2 separate regions of the Homo sapiens genome follow, and region 2 is linked to region 1. The links are chromatin loops, found by intact Hi-C in ENCODE. Cell type or tissue: heart left ventricle. All regions are shown on one strand.

What was found. A loop is a pair of places that touch in the nucleus more often than their neighbours do. Peaks named below come from ENCODE experiments on the same cell type or tissue, not always from the same donor. Only the 100,000 strongest peaks of a DNase experiment are listed, where the experiment ranks them.
Region 2: a loop joins it to region 1, with 2.1 times the contacts of the local background. A loop is called at or near these places in 30 of 110 quality-filtered maps.

What each region holds. Positions count from the first base shown.
Region 1 is chr2:58,240,010-58,242,509 of GRCh38, reverse strand. It overlaps FANCL (FA complementation group L), which reads left to right and starts at 1,185. Exons shown (of 14, transcript NM_018062.4): 1 at 1,185-1,292. The coding sequence starts at 1,197. RefSeq lists an enhancer at 838-997 and a silencer at 1,538-1,587. In heart left ventricle, no CTCF peak of the experiment used is centred here; a DNase peak (open chromatin) is centred at 1,129; H3K4me3 peaks cover 1,634 bases; H3K27ac peaks cover 919 bases.
Region 2 is chr2:58,053,802-58,056,301 of GRCh38, reverse strand. All of the region lies in intron 2 of VRK2 (VRK serine/threonine kinase 2), which reads right to left. Among named protein-coding and RNA genes, the nearest start is that of VRK2, 8.2 kb to the right of the region's middle. In heart left ventricle, no CTCF peak of the experiment used is centred here; no DNase peak of the experiment used is centred here.

The DNA.
Region 1 (2,500 bases):
AGAAGGATGGGAGAAGGTCAGAGAGTGATCTTAGGTTTTGTTGTTTTCTCAAATGTCAAGGGGCCATATTTTGGGGTAGCATATCCTGAACCCCATCAGCGGTGAAAACTTGTATTTCTACATAGTTCCCAGGTGATGCTGTTGCTAGGTTCTAGGATCACGTTTTGAGAACCACTGCTTTAATGTAATTTATATCTAACCACTGCTCCAGCATTCTTTTCTGTAAGCATCCAGAATGCTGTGACAAATTCTTGTCAAACTTTAAGAATCTTCAGGATGTCAAATTCTGTCTTGAGGTCAATAAAGATGGGTAGGGGACGAAATAATCTTTGCTCAACCTTTGGCACATTACAATGATGTTTTTCAAATAGTAGGGCTCAAACGTGATGCATTGGAAAATTGGAAAATTGGAAAATCAAATAATCATATGGTAAATATTTTAGTAGGTTTCTTATTTAATCAACTCTTAATAAGATGGGATGGATAACATTCCTGAGTTAGAAAAACATATTGCAAGCGCTGTCAGAGGAAAATTAAGTTCAAGTCCATCAGCAATCTTTACTCATGTTTTGCTTTATATATTTGTGAGTGCCGTACACAGAACTGAGTCCAGTGTTGACTTGAGTCTAATCAATACACATATACGTATACATGTGTGTGCCTCAAATATATCTGATTGAACTTAGTAAGCCACAGAACTGTAATATATATGATATAATCAATGTGTTATACATTATATTACAATAATTATACACAAAATAATACATTATTCTGTATGTTAAGGGAGAGAGGACAACAGCAAAGAAGACAGAGTGCTACAACGTCCAGGCTGTAAAAGTCATTTTATTCTGGAGGAAATGCAACACCAAAGTTGTAACAGTCTTTCAATAAAGTAAAACAGAATCATCGAAAGGGCTCCTGGGACAATTGAGGCTAGAATGATCTTGGTCAGTCAGTCCTGTGGACTTGAGGGCAATCTTCCCTCCCACTACCGGTTGGGGAGCCCTGATGTCGCCTCCCGCAGAGCGCCACTTGGCCTGGCCTGCGCTTCACCTTCATTTCCGCCCGCGGAATCCTCCAGGATCTTCCCGCCAAGGCTGGGGTTTCCGCTCCGCGGCGTCCGAGCGCCAGCGGACTGCGCATGTGCAGGACCCAGCAGGTCTAGAGCTTTTCTGTGTTTCTCCGGACTTCGAGCCATGGCGGTGACGGAAGCGAGCCTGTTGCGCCAGTGCCCCCTGCTTCTGCCCCAGAACCGGTCGAAAACCGTGTATGAGGGATTCATCTCGGCTCAGGTACCCGCCCAGTGGTTGCTTTCTAGCTAAGAGAGCCTCTTGCAGCGTAGCTGCGCGGAGAAGTCTGTGACGGGCTAGGAGGTTAGGGGCCCAGACTTGTGGGGATTGAGAGGGGCGGCGCGTAACGGCTCTTGGGAGACTAAAGGTTTGAGAAGCGCCGCTGTCGCCGCCACCCCGGTGGTCGCCGCGCTGGATGGGGAGCGAGGAGGCGCGCGGCGTGGAGCGGGGCTGGGGCCACGCCTCCTCTCTCCCTAGCCCTTCCCCGAGTTTGGCTTCCTTCTTCGTTCAGTGTCCCGCAATTGACTGTTTTTTAATTTTTTTTTTGTAAATTTTGCCTTAACTCGATTTTAACACCCTCCACCTCCACGGATGTTGATGAGTTCACTCGGGAATCTGGGCTAATTATTTTCGTGTTTCCTGTAGAAAGAACATTTGGGAAGAAAACCTTATTTTGGCCCTTTGCCAAGTCGTATGTACCTGTACACCCACAGTTACAATATCTTCTAGGAGAAGCATGACAGCAATGGAATTAATTAACTTTGCTGATTCCAGTGGCCTCTCATATGGAGTTTATTACACATACTAACACATGTGTAGGGTTTTGAAGTTTACAAAGCGCTTTCCAGGTAAATAGTTCACTTAATCCTCAGCCCTTTGAGGCAGAAATTTTTAAAAGAATCATCATTCCCATTTTCTAGTTGAAGAAATCAAGGTATGGGAAACCGGAGACGTTATTTGCTGATGATCACATCAGAATCCCTTAAACGCAGGCTGTGTGATTTCAGTCCTGGATTTTTTTCTCTTTACATTGCACCAGGATACCTTAGGTTAGGAGTGTAGACTTTTCCTTTCTGACCATTACACTCAACCTTGTGCCCACTTCCCCACCATCACGCATAGTCTTTGAGTATATGTGGAATTACCATATGACCATCACAGAAAGTAGAGGTTAAAAATTCATTATTCCATATGGAAAAAAGTTAATCCACCTTTCCCTCTCCAATTAGAAGTATTCTTCTTGAATTACCTAGCTGAAAATATGATTCTCTTGTAGACAACATTTAGAAAAGTTGAAAAATTTTAAGTTACTTTTTTTTTTTTTTTTTTACAGGAAGCATGTTATACCTAATTTTAGGCAAAATACTGTTATGTATGTCTATATCTGCTAAGGCCTTTTAGGAAACAAGTACACCCATTAGAATTGAGAT
Region 2 (2,500 bases), 190 kb after region 1:
GAATACGTTGAAGTATTCACAACGGTCTCATGGAATCTGTTCCATAGATAAAGTTTACACAGTGAAAAAGCAAAAGCAACGGCTATAAGGCGATTAGGAAAAGCTTCTCTTGGCCACAGCTGGTCTTACAGGCATTCCTGTAAATTTTAGAGCATTTAGAAGATATGATTAAAGTGATCAGAAGGAAGCGTGCCCTCTTTTAGGGGGTGGGGGAGGGGAGTTCTGTAGTGGGTGTGAGACAATCAGAAGGAAATATGATGTTTAGAGTTCTCAATTTTATGCAAAATCCATTATTCAAGAAGCAAAGTTTATATACATGATAGACATGCAATGAAATAAATGTAAAAATAGAAAGTTTTGTCACTTATGCATTAAGTTGGTTCTAACATTTTGGTTAACTAAGTTTTTATTGATAGAAAACTCAGAAGATTTTCTGCATTGAGGAGAAAGGACTAAACTTTTTCCTTTGGTTTGTTAAAAATCTTTCTGTTTCTGGATGAAATTTTCTGAAGGTCTTTTATTTGGAGTTTTCCCTTCATCTCCTTTATACAATTTTGTGAAGCTTCATCAGCTCATAGTGAAAAGAGCTGCCTGCCACCAAGGAGTTCTTCTAAACTTTGCCTGCCCTTTCTAAATTTAGGGTTCTTTACTGCAGCAGGTTGAAGATCTGGCTTTGATTGCACCTGGCTCTGCTGGAGAACAGAAATATTCATCTCCACTGAATGCATGCTGCTTAAGTGCTGGAGGCACTTGCAGGAGAGTAACTCTCATTGGAAACTTCATTACAATACTTTCTCTTCCCTACACGAAGTAGTAATTCTCATTCACCAAAGACAGGATTTTGCCTGACACAGCCACAGGAGCTGCTGTTTGACTTTCAAAATTAATCAACTTCTAAGTTGGAGTAGAAATGGCATGTCCTTTAACCTTAAGCACAAAAAGCTCTCAACAGACTGTAGTTTTTATATCCCTGGATGGGAATTTGGGCCCCTGATACTTAAACTTGATTCACATACTGGGTTTCTGGCATGCTTTTGCCCATACCCATCTGCTAGCCTGGCACTGTGCCCATTCAGAAGGTGTGATGCCAGTTTCAATAGGGCATAGGTGCCAATCAAAGATGGGTTTGGAGGGGCAGCATGCAGAACGCAGCAAAAGTCACTTCTTCTGCCAGAAGATCCTCCTGTTATCATATAATGCCAATGAAGGGCCACATGCTTCATTGCTTGGGATCACATTGCATCTGTAGATGTTTCTGGCCTTCAATGGATGTCTTTCTACAGAATATTTCCCTCAAGTATTACTTGATCGAAGATGTTAAAGAAAAGATAAATCTACCTGGCTAACAAAAGGCTATGCTTTTAAAAGAAACAAGGGAAGTCCTCAACAATTATCTTGAAATAATTGCTGAGTTTTCTATCTTTTCTCCTAAAATATTTTTTCATGGAGAATACAACAGAGTGTTCAGGAATAACAGTCCATGTGATGGAGCTATCAGGGACAAACATTCTAAAGAAATACTAATTGCAAAATCAAGTATCTAAGTAGTATAAAAACCATAAATGCCTTTAAGTGTAGATGATGAAGAAATTTTCATCATCCAAGTAGCTAATTTCTAATGAGCTCTCTCATTTAGAGCTTTAAAGTTTCTTAATTTTCTTCTCATTTATCTGATATAGATATTCCTGTGTCTTAAAAGAAGAAACACACCTCATACTATTTATTCCTCTTCTTCCTTATCTAAAGAAAAAAACCTAAAACACTTCAGAAGCAGAAGTCTATCCATATTTCATAAGGAAGCCAGAGCTCTCAAAAGCTGAGAATTCTTTTATTGTGTGGCAATAGAGGTGAGCTCATTTCAGGAAGAAGAAATTTCCCCACAGCAATATGTTTCAAATTAAAAAAAAAAAACCTTGACCACTGTAAACAGTTACAAGATAGTAACAGGTCCAGTGGAAGAGACATAATATATAAATGCACTGAAGAATAGAGTATTTTATAAATCTTCCCTTAAGGCAAAAGAATTTGACAGTAAAATGTTGAAAATAAAGAAGAACCATAATATAAAATATGCTTAAAAATGGATATTTAAAAAAATGAAAAAGCCAAGCAAAAGCCAAGTCTTATAAATCTCCCTTTTAATGGAAGGAACCCAAACTTTCTTAAACACCCAGATTTCTTAACTGATAGATAACTGGGTACTGCTATCTCTTTAAAAACTCAAAATTTAAATATAAACAAAATTAAAATACATCTTATAGAGACTTTTATTTCTTGTCTGTAAGTCCAACAAACGTATTAAATTTACAAAACTCCAAGTGATTCCTTCCCTGTTTTGAGTTTATATTACCTATTATTTATACCTTCTGGAGACTAATTTATCATAAACACTATAGTTTCTAGTCCAAATTATTCTCATTTTCACATTTATTCAATTCTTCTCTTCACTCCCACAGTATCATTTGCAAAATTGCCTAATAACAATTGCAGTGGCACCACA